Linked DNA regions of Homo sapiens: regions 2 and 3 are each linked to region 1. The links are chromatin contacts, found by Hi-C or POLR2A ChIA-PET in ENCODE. All regions are on one chromosome and are shown on one strand. The core of a region is the stretch at or near the end of the contact, and the rest is flanking DNA. Distances in the headings are between cores, read along the strand shown.

What was found. Hi-C counts contacts between places; a loop is a spot of excess contacts on that map. ChIA-PET counts read pairs that join two places held with the same protein, here RNA polymerase II (POLR2A). Pooled maps may share reads with other maps.
Region 2: a pooled map shows a loop between it and region 1 (2.7-fold over the local background). The contact joins two enhancer-like sites. A Hi-C loop is called at or near these places in 1 of 37 single-sample maps with no recorded cell type and 8 of 50 pooled maps. POLR2A ChIA-PET finds 5 or more read pairs at or near these places in 1 of 52 experiments (activated CD4-positive, alpha-beta memory T cell).
Region 3: a loop to region 1 is called in a map of naive thymus-derived CD4-positive, alpha-beta T cell, with 12 times the contacts of the local background. The contact joins the promoter of IL26 here to the enhancer-like site in region 1. A Hi-C loop is called at or near these places in 3 of 168 maps with a recorded cell type or tissue (SK-MEL-5, mammary epithelial cell and naive thymus-derived CD4-positive, alpha-beta T cell) and 9 of 50 pooled maps. POLR2A ChIA-PET finds 5 or more read pairs at or near these places in 3 of 52 experiments (A673, HEK293T and OCI-LY7).

Annotation. Positions count from the first base shown.
Region 1 is chr12:68,357,235-68,361,000 of GRCh38, reverse strand. No RefSeq gene overlaps it. Among named protein-coding and RNA genes, the nearest start is that of MDM1, 27 kb to the right of the region's middle. RefSeq lists an enhancer at 2,226-2,737. Within about 2 kb of position 2,005, at least 13 of the 41 ENCODE cell types and tissues checked have a DNase peak (open chromatin) inside an H3K27ac peak, as active enhancers do.
Region 2 is chr12:68,118,094-68,121,859 of GRCh38, reverse strand. No RefSeq gene overlaps it. Among named protein-coding and RNA genes, the nearest start is that of IFNG, 40 kb to the left of the region's middle. Within about 2 kb of position 2,004, at least 2 of the 41 ENCODE cell types and tissues checked have a DNase peak (open chromatin) inside an H3K27ac peak, as active enhancers do.
Region 3 is chr12:68,224,103-68,227,868 of GRCh38, reverse strand. IL26 (interleukin 26) reads left to right here and starts at 2,059. Exons shown (of 5, transcript NM_018402.2): 1 at 2,059-2,283; 2 at 2,369-2,425; 3 at 2,586-2,720. The coding sequence starts at 2,113.

The DNA.
Region 1 (3,766 bases), core at 756-3,255:
TTGCTAGTTGGGAGGCTACATATTTTAAAAATTGCCTCCTTAGGTTTACAAGCCACATATTACTGTGGCTGCTGCCACTTCTACTATTATTGCTGTTGCCACTACTAACATTATTACTATTTATTTGGCATTTGCCCCTATACAGTACCGTGTATACTTACTTACCACGTATACTTACAGTACCATGTAAGTATTTTGTATGCATTATGTCATTTAATCTCGTAGCAACATTATCAGGTAGGTATTATTATCATTTGCATTTTATAGATGAGAGAACCGAGGCAAATAATGATTTCATAACTTGCTTATGTTCACAGAGCTAATAAAATGGTGGAAGAAGGATTGTGGCCCAGTGTGATACTAGAGCACATACTTCTGAGTCGTGCTTCAGTTTTGACCAAAAATGGAACATTCTTATTGATCATCCTTTCTGTTTGCCAAATTTAGCTCCAAATGACTTTTTCAAAATTTTATATTTTTTATTGAGATGGGGTCCCACTGTATTGCCCAGGCTGGTGTTGAACTTCTGGCTTCAAGCAATCCTTCCACTTCAGCCTCCCAAAGTGCTGGGATTACAGGTGTGAGCCACCGCACCAGGCCAGTGCCTTTTTTTTTTTTTTTTTTTTTTTTTTGTGGAGATAGGGTCTCGCTATGTTGCCAAGGCTGATCTTGAACTCCTGGCTTCGAGCTATCTCCTGCCTTTACTTCCCATAGTGTTGGGATTAAAGGGGTGAGCCACTACACCCAGCCAACTTTTGACTCTTTCAACAAATGAAATCCACTTTCAGAAAGAATGCTGTTGTGTTAGCACTGGGTTTTCAAAAGATATGTGTCAATTTTAAAAGAGGAGCTTCCAAAATGGTTTGCATTATTAAAATGGGTGAATACTTTGAAAGGGATAATAACTCATTTGTGTGTCTATACATGTGTGTTTGCTTAAAAAAATCTGCCCTTGTATTTATTGTCACATCTCATATATTTAATTTATTTAAATATAGGACAATACAGGGAATTTCCTGTTAGAGTTACATAGTTGGAAAATACCAAATTGTCTGTATTTCTTCACATTTCATCACTAGGCATCCAGATAGTCCTAGGCAAATCTATGAATTATGCAAAATGTGTCTTGCCACATCCCTTTCTTTCAGCACTTCCCTTTAATTATTTCTCCATCTACACTCTCCTCTCCTCATTCAAAAATGCCAAGAGCTTGGTGACCCTCTGCAGCCATATGCAGAGTCCTCAAGTTCAAGGCCCTACCCTGTCCTGTCCTTTCTGGGTACTCCTTTCATGTGCTCTAAAATCATTCCTCTTTTTAGCCATTCAACTAAAATTTTATTCTTGTAGAATAACCAATGACATGTAACGTTCCGGAGAAAAGACAGCAGAGAAAAGTAATCCACATTAAGGTGTAAATGACTAACAGCTCTAGCTTAATATAGAGATCCTGACAGTGGCAGTGATATTTAGAAAGAGAAGATTATTAGGTCAAAAGAAGTATATTCTTTCTGGCCTGGGTCCCATTCTTGTCCTTTCTCGACCATAATAGATCCTGTGTGGGGAATTTCTTGTCCTACTTCAGCTCATGCAAATCTTGTATCTGTGGTTGTACATTATTCTTTGATGACATCAGAGACCTACTTCTGCTTTTGGCATATGATAGGGGACACTTGTTTATTTTGGTTGGGAAAGGAGGAGATTGTTATAGGCACTGATAGGGGTATGGGGGCCATGTTTCCCAGGGGGATTCCAGGATGTGTCCATGAGAAACGCATTTAATATATTATTTGGGAAAGGAGTGTTTGTTATTGTTACAGTGGTTTTGCTTGATGATTTTTGTTTTTAACAGTGAGAAACTGAAAATCTTCTATGATCATCTTGTTGCCTCTAGCAGTGCTTTTGACTTATAGAGTGTGTGTGATTCCCTGAGATACCAACTTTTCTGCCAGTTTCAAAGTTTAATAGTATTTGGGGCATGCCACCTAGCGGTGATAGCTTTTGGTTTCTTGCTCATTGGAGGAGAATAAATCAAAACCCTAGTAAATCAGTCTCCTAGACTTGAAAGCCACATGGGAGGCCATCTAGGTCATCTGTTAGCTTTTGCGTAAGCAGGCAAGTAAATCACCCTTTCTGTGGATCTGAGACAGAAAAATCAGGGCATCTAAAGCCCCCTGGGCTCAGAATTCCTCCGGCTCCCAGTTCCCCCAGTGAACTTTGAATGTTTGTGGCCTGCATGGCTGAGACGCGACCCTGTATCTCCGCAGGCATTTTGGCAATCCCAGCAACAAACGCATGGAAGACAAGGCTCCTCTGACTCTGAGCCCTGACTTACCTCGTCCTCACTCTGACCTGTTTTCTCCCTCTCCCTTCCCCCACTCTTGGCTTCTCCTTACCCTCTCCACACTCCCCACTGCTTTTAGTGCCTTCCTTCCATTGTCATGCTTGATGGACCCACCATACAATACTTTTTTTTTTTTTTTTGCCATAGCTCCTTTTAAAATTTCTATTTTAACTTTCTGTCCCTAAATAGAAAAGGATAAATGCTTAGTACAGAAAAGTTTGGTAAAAACCCTTTTTGTGTCTGTGTGTGTGTGTGTATGTGTTGAGTGTTTTTTAAAAAACAAAAATAATATAAAATACTATTCACTTAGTAATAGATCATGAGCATTTTCCCCATGTTAATAATGTTCTACTCTAGGATTTTAGTAACTGCATCACAGGATATACCAGAATTTACTTCATTACTGTTAAATTCTAGGAAAGTGAGAATGATAGGAAATATTTTTAATTCACAGTCACGTTCAGGTCACACTTTATTGAACATTGATTGTGTGTTATGCTCCTGTATAAGCCATTTTTACATTCATAAGTACTTTTAACTTTCATAAGATCTCTGTAAAGGCCGGGAGCAGTGGCTCATGCCTGTAATCCCAGCACTTTGGGAGGCCAAGGCAGGCAGATCACCTGAGGTTGGGAGTTCAAGACCAGCCTGACTAACATGGAAAAACCCCCGTCTCTACTAAAAATACAAAATTAGCCAGGTGTGTTGGTGCATGCCTGTAATCCCAGCTACTTGGGAGGCTGAGGCAGGAGAATCACTTGAACCTGGGAGACAGAGGTTGCAGTGAGCTGAAATTGTGCCATTGCACTGCAGCCTAGGCAACGAGCGAAACTTGTCTCAAAAAAAAATTTTCTATGAGGTAGGCATTGTGATGCCATTTTACAGAAGAAACTTGAGGATCTGAGAAGCAGCTTACCCAAGATCACATGGTTTGGAAGGAGGAAACACAGTAAAATTTTGTTCTCTGGATTTATAGTCCCTCAGCCACTTCCTGAGGTCCCAATAGATACTGAATGTGAACATAGCTTTTCTGAGCATTCTTGCTCTTTGTCTTCAAGATGGGAACAGAGAGAGACCCTTGAAAGGAGATTAGTGTTAAAAGGCTTTAGAGTCAAGTTGGGGATTGCAAAATAGGGTATGAGAAAGTGGAAGGAGAGCTACCTAGATAGGGAAGCCTGCGTTTTCATAGCCTCAGGAATAACTCTTGCTAAATGCTCTATATACATTATCCAATTTTATCCTCACAGCAACCCTGGGAAATACATACAAATATAATTTTACTTTACAGATGGAGAAAACTAAGATCAGAGAAGTAGTTGGTCTAAGGTCACTTTGCTGGCAGGTGTCAGAGGCAGGATTAGAACCCAGCTTGTCCGATTCCAAAACTTCTTCAACTGTAATATGAATTTCCTCTCCAGGTTAATG
Region 2 (3,766 bases), core at 755-3,254, 240 kb after region 1:
CTGATTCAGTATAGCAGCTAAGGGATAGGGAGAATTGAAGAAGTCCTGAAGTTCTGGCTTAGGCCACTGGATGGATAGTGGTGTTATTTGGCAATATAAAAGCACTGTATAAAAGCAGGCAGAAGAGGAGAAGCAAGATCAGGAGAAGTGAGAAGATCCAAGCACAGTTGGGGAGAATAGGTTTGGTGCTCAGGGATGGGTCCAGACTAGACTGAAAGATCTGGGGCTTCTTCTGCAGGTGGCAGTTGAAGTTATGGGAGCAGTTAAGATCACTAAGTAGTGTCGGAGAGTGAGCAAAGAGGGGTAAGGACTGGATCTTCAGTCACAGTAACATGGAGAGTCAGGAAGATAAGAGGGGACTGGAAAGGGCTAGCCAGGGGTTTAGGGGAACCAAGAGAGTGGCATCAGAGAAGCCAAAGGAAGAGTGTATAGTCAACGATGTCAGATGCTGAAAGATGGCAAGTTCTTAGACCAGAAATGAGTCCACTGATTTGCCAATCTGTGGTCCTTGGTGACCTTTGGCAGTCACAGTTTCAGAGTTGGTGGTGGTGATGGGTGGGGGCAGAACTTAGAAAGCAGTGGGCTGAGTAAAGAAATGAAAGAAGAGAGATCTCATCTGTCTATGTTCTTTAAGATGTGGTAGTCTGTTGCACTACAGTGGAACTGCTAGGAAAGTGCTGCTTTTAGCAATCATATTATATATGCTGGTGGCTCAGTTTCAGCTTGTGGTCATCTAAGATCTTCTGACTTTTTTTTAAACCTTGGCAAGCCAGGGTCTTTCTATCTGAAATGTACATAATCGATTATTTTTAAAACCTTTAATGCAGGCCTTTAACATTTATCTCTTTCAAATAGTACCTTATTAGTGTAAGCCAAATTTTCCAAACATATTCTAAAGCTAATTTCATCATTGTTTGCTTTATAGTCCTGCCTAGGACCTTACTTTTTAAGATGCCTGGTTCTCTTCCTTAGAAACTAGGGATGGCGGTGTTCCTGTTACTATAATTTGTGCATGGAAAACTAGATTGAGCTCAATTTCATTCCTGGGAAACAACAACTTTCTTAGCTAAAATATAAACCCTAACTGGAAAGCAACTGACCAGAGGTTAAGAATTGCATTTTGAAATAGTAATTGACCACAAATCAAAAGACATGTACTATTTAATGTGCTTGATTGATTTCAAGCTTCCAAATCCTCAAAGCTAAAAACTGTCATCATAATGTACTTAGTTAATGGGTGACTGTATTTTTAGAAAAGCTTTTGACAAAAGGCTAGAAAAAGACTTAAATGCATAAACCAGGGTATTTTCTTGCCTGAGTATTCCATTAATTGAGATTTTATACTTAACACCTTTTTTTTAAGTTTTACAAAGGACCATGAAATTGTGATCCCTGTGAGGTAGATGGGCTATTTTTATTTCACTTCTAAGAAGATCAAGGTATAAGGTACCTATTTCCTCGGATGTTATGAACCCAAAGAATATAATGATGACATTTTGATTTTCCACCCAGGCCTTTTGCCATGACTTTCCCAGCACTCACGTCAGATATCTTCATTCACAATTTAAAAAGAAGAGTTATGTCTCAAGGAGAAAAATCTAGGTAGGAACAGATAGAAACAGTTTTACATAGAGCTCAGCTAATTGTGTGAAGTTGGTGGTCATGAAACTGTGGGACTCTGAATGTTGGTTACACCAAGGCGCAATGTGGGCAGAAGATGCTTCCTCCAGGCAGCTTGGGCAAACTGTTTAGTGCAACACCCTTGCTGTGTAGGCTTATTTTTAGCAGAAACAGGGACCTTGAACTCATCAGCTCATTTTGAGTTCAATATGAAATCTGAACCTAGACCCGAGAAGATGCCTACCTGTGTCCCCACCCGCCCCCTTGGTGTGCTGCCAGAAAATGTTTACTCAGAGCAGCAGCTGAAGTCTGTTTGGGAACCTGCAGCCTGTGTACATCCGACTAGTGACCAAGATGCTTGGGTGTGTGCTGACTCATTTAAGAACAACTGATTTAGAGAGCTGCTGGGGTGTGGGTGTTAGTGTGCTGTGGTTCATTTTCCAGCATGCTACCAGAAAAGCACTGGATGGAAGTGGCAAATGACAAAGTCAAAACACAGTTACTGTACTGTTCAGAATATAGACAGCAATTTCCTTTCTAAATCTGTCTTTTAGGATGCCCTAGTCATTAGCATCTGGATTTGGCAATATTTTAGAAATATTTAAATATAGCTATGTTTAATGAGCACTTACCACATGCTAGGCATTTTTCTAAATGTTTTACAGGCGTTAAATCATTTAGTTCTCATAGCCACACTCTGAGTTATCTGTTCTCATCTGTCATCATGGCCATCTTGCAGTTGGGGACAGCTGAGGCTTGGGGATATGTAATTAGCTTAAAGATACCAGAGTATCTGTGGCAGAGCATGATATAAATCTAGGTCTGACTCAATGTCAGACTCAATATGACTCAAGTCTATATTGTTAACCTGTTAAATGTTACTGAGGTTTTGGTGCTATTTAAATAGAAATAAATGGGTTGTGCTTAATGTTCAGTAAATACAATTTCTATACCACTTTCTGATTTTTTTTGTATATGGATATATATGAAATAGAAGTCAAGCGTTTGTCCATTTAATCTGAAAATGTGCACTCAATTGTGATTAGGTGTAGGAAGATGGTGCGACGATCTTTTTACACGTGATGGATTCTTAAGTCTTTTTAATTCTTTCAGGTGGCTGATCTCTGTTCAGGGATATGTCAAACAACCCTTCTTTCTCCAGCAGGCAAGAGGCAGGTCTGGGTGGGACACTCTGGGCTGGGCTGGGCCTAGCTTCTGGAAACACCCAGGGATCCCTTAAGTCATAGCCTAAGTCAGGGTCCTGGGGCCATTGAGAACTCTTCATGGTTAAGAAGGGGGGATACCTGAGGGTAAGTTAATTACTCCAATGGCATAAATCAGTGTTTCAGACATACATTTAATCATCTGTAACAACTTTTGTTGACCCTATCTTAAGGTCATTTGAATCTTTTTCCAGAAGCCTATTGCTCTTGGCAATCTGAGGGATGGGGCAGTTAGAGACAGAGGGCTTTGACCCATATGTCTCAGGCCTCATCAGCATGACTACAGAATAGAGACATTTATTTATTTATTTTGTAATTGCCTAAATTACGAAATTGTGTACTCCCCTCCTTTTCTTGCCCAAATGCTAAAAACTGGAACCCCCTACCTCAACTGCTCTCTCAGTATTCTGAGAGCTCTCAGTGTCAGGTTTCACTGTTCCTCCCTCCTCCACTCCCCAGGTCTCTGTCTTCCTCTGCGCTGTCATGACCTTCGGGGCTGGGCTGCTGTGATCATCCCTGCCACCTTCCAGAGACCACTCTCATACCCTCTGCTTGATCTCAGAAAATAGACCTCTGCCCTCCTGTTTTCCAGCTTGTCTGAACTGTATGTAGCACAGGCCCTTCCATAATTCCCCGTAATACAACTGAGGCCAACCACGTAAGTATAGGCATACTTTGTTTTATTGCGCTTCGCTTTCCTGTGTTTTGCAGATATTGTGGTTTTTACTAATTGAAGGTTTGTGGTAACCCCTTATATCCACCTGGTCTATTGGCTCTGTTTTTCCAACAGCATATGCTCACTTTGTATCTCTGTGCCACATTTTGATAATTCTCATAATGTTTCAAACCTTTTCATTATTATTATATGTGTTGTGGTGATCTGTGATCAGTGATCTTTGATGTCACTATTGTAATTGTTTTGG
Region 3 (3,766 bases), core at 810-3,309, 130 kb after region 1:
ATACAGAAATGGCCACAGTTTTCTTGAGTTGGCTGCAAACCAAAGCAGAGGCATTCTAGGACTATATATGGATTTTCCTTGTGTGATGATGATTTGAGGGATGTAAGGTATTTATGGAAATGTAACTACCAGAAGTTAAAAAATAGCCAGAACCCACATCAACTTAATTTATCAATATTAGCCACTTGAGTTATCAATATTAGCCACAAGTTTTGTTGGTACACACCAGGGATCTGAAATTGGCTGCTCACGGCAGTATATGGCTCTGGGAGGTGTTTTGTGTCATCCTTTTATTGCACTCTGTGTTTATAGCACAGTGTGTTAACAGGCTATGTGATTAGACAGACTTTAAGACTGGTGACCATATAAGCATATTAGCCGCAATTATCTGGTATCTACCCACCCAGTGTGTTTGTATTAATCCTCGCCCTCTAAGGGCATTTGAGCTTTTGATCCCTCCAAGTTCACACTGTTTCTTTCCAAAGGAACTTATAATACTAGGCATTCCTCTGCTCAAATAAATAAATAAATAAATAAATAAATCCCTTTGTGTATTTCATGTCCTAGTTCAAACATCCTTTCAGCCACTCCCAACTGAAACGACTTCTTTCTTTTTCTGAATTTCATAAAATTTCAGTGAACTTCACTCAGCACTCCCAGTCAGCTGACTTCTGCTATAGTTTTTTTGTGAATAGTTCTCATCTCAATTGATAGGGTGTGTCGTTACCAGTGATCTTGCTCCTGGGGAAATAAGGCTTGGATTCTTCCAAGAGATCCACTCATGTTTTGAAACAGCAGACATCAGTCCAAGCATTTTTCTTATTTTCCCTTTTTCTTCTTGGTTGTTTTTTTTTTGTTTTTTTTTTGTTTTTTTTTTGTTTTTTTGACAGCCCTGCTTGCTTTCATTTGGAATTTAGTCTTGGGTTCTGATGCTTGTTATTGACTGACTAGTTTTGATGACTCTCTTAACTCACAACCAGATTTCTAGTGTTGACTTATCCCTGATACACATTAACTCTATTCATTCTAGGCTTTAGTGACCTATCTCTGCTTCTCAGAATATGACTCTGGGCTGCCCTCTTCTTATATTGGGGCTGCTACCCAGAATGAGCCATATTTACTGTCTAGGAAGAACTGGGACAGAAATGAGGATGGGAGTTTATGGAGAATCCTCCTTGGTGGCTCCCTCATACCTAGCACTGGTTTTTGTGTAGGCAAGTCTTTAATAAAAATGTGTGAATGGAAGAAATTTAAAAAATAAAGCAGTTATGGTAGCACGTCATGATGTGACAAAAGTATTTACTCAATTAATAATGGATGCACTTCTTTAGATGAGGTGCCATGGTAGATGCTGTATTCAAAGGTGAAAATATACGGTCTCTTTCTTCAAGGAATTTGCACTCTCCTGGAAGTTGGGAGTTATAAGGAAAGTCTGAGTGGTAAATTTGGACAGAGATGACAGAGAACTTATTACATTGTGGACCTTAGTCCCAGGTCCAGTTCCAAACATATCTTGAATATGTTAAGGGGAGTTACTGTTTCTGCACTGGAAATGTTCTCGCTGCTATCTGCAGAATAATGGCCTCTGGGGGAAGCTGGGTGAAGGATGTGGCAAGCAATAAACACAAGACCCATTTGAATCGTGAGCAGATTTCCTGGGGCTGCCCATTTCTACCCCCTTGTTAAATTTTTTCTGGGATTCTGGTTAGAAAAGGAGATTTTTCACATGGGGTTTAAAAAATTATGACACAGCCCCCTGGAAATCATCCTGTTTTTATTGGCATGCCTTTTAAAATAATGCAAGCTGCTGTGATAGGCAACTGAAATTCTGAATTCTTTTGGAAATGAGAACGCAATCTTACCAGTAAGGCTGAGCTTTTAAATAATGTCAGTTGATGGTGTGATCAGCGTTTTTTGACTATGAAGCAAGCTCTTAAAAAAATAGAACAACCAAAGTGATCTTCCTCTATATAAACTGTAAATTATCTTTCACAGCACCTCATTGGACTGGTGGCTTTGAGGGCTACATTAAGTAGGTTATCCTCTCATCTAACCGGCATTAGTATCTCTTGGGCTGCTGTGAGTGACACACGCTGAGTGGGGTGAAGGGAAATGCTGGTGAATTTCATTTTGAGGTGTGGGTTGCTGTTAGTCACTCTGTCTCTTGCCATTGCCAAGCACAAGCAATCTTCCTTCACCAAAAGTTGTTACCCAAGGGGAACATTGTCCCAAGCTGTTGACGCTCTCTATATCAAAGCAGCATGGCTCAAAGCAACGATTCCAGTAAGTATTAGGCTCTGCTTAAAATCATGACCTCAAGGACATTTACAATCTTGGATACAACTTATTTCTCTTTGTATTATTGTAGGAAGACCGCATAAAAAATATACGATTATTAAAAAAGAAAACAAAAAAGCAGTTTATGGTAAGTCAGAAAGTCTTCTTCTTTTTTACATTTCCACTTATTTGATGTTTATTTCCCCCTGCATTTAAATTTTTTTCAGAGAGTAATTAAGTAATGATCGGGGGACATTAAAAAACGATTCATAATTTACCATATGCAATTTCTTGTATCTTATTTTTAGAAAAACTGTCAATTTCAAGAACAGCTTCTGTCCTTCTTCATGGAAGACGTTTTTGGTCAACTGCAATTGCAAGGCTGCAAGAAAATACGCTTTGTGGAGGACTTTCATAGCCTTAGGCAGAAATTGAGCCACTGTGTAAGTATACACAACAAATACTGTGCATTTGATCCTAGAAACCTGTTTAGAAGTCAGCATGTAAGAATCTGTCTCACACCAAAGGGTGAGTAAAACGAGCTTTGTAATTGTTGGCTTGTAGTCCAAATGGAGAGGTCATCACCAGGGAAATAGCATTAAATAACTGTACATTACTCAGAATGCTGCTATTTATTATTTCTTAAAGAATGGCTCATAAAACACACTGAAGAGAGCTAAAGTAACATGACATGGTTTTCAAATAAATACTTTAAAATCATTCTCTCATTATGTGATTCCCAAGTAATCCATTCATCCATTTAATATTTCTTGAGTACCAACTTTGTGCCAAACACTATTCTAAGTCTCTCTTTCTCTCCCTTCCTCCCTCTCTCCCTCTCTCCCTTCTTCCCTCCCTCCCTCCCTTCCTTCCCTCTCCCTCCCTCCCTCTCCCCTTTCTCTTCCTCCACCCTCCTTCCCTCCCTCTCTCTTTCTTTCTTTTCCTTCCTTCCTTCTTTCTTTACTTCCTTTTCTTTCTTTCTCTCTCTCTTTCCTTCCTTCCTTCTTTCCCATAACAATAATAACTAACTGATGCCCTTTTTCTTATTTACTTATGTTTTTAAAAAAATATTTGTGCCCCTTTTAAGGCATAATCTCAGTAAAAAACTTAAAAAGGGATAGACATGCCTTCTTTGGTACCTAAATTATTTGATGCCTCAGTATGGTCACTGTCATAGCAAGCAGTGGAGAATTAATTAAGAAGGTAAAAGTGATCACATTTCTATGAAAAATTCCACAGCAATAAAGACCAGTGCAGAAAACAAAACAAAACAAAACAAAACAAAACAAAACAAAACAAAACAAAAACACTGAGCCAGAATCTGTGCAATGTTAGTCGAGTTGCCTCTGTGGGGAATATTGAAGCTTTTCTGTGCCCTTGGTTGGGGTCCAAGTATGCTTTCTCCAGCCTCCTGCAGTTGTAGCTTGCAGATGGTACAAAGGTTGGGTTGGGAGCCTTATTGCAATCCTTGGGAAGCCAGTTGGAAAGG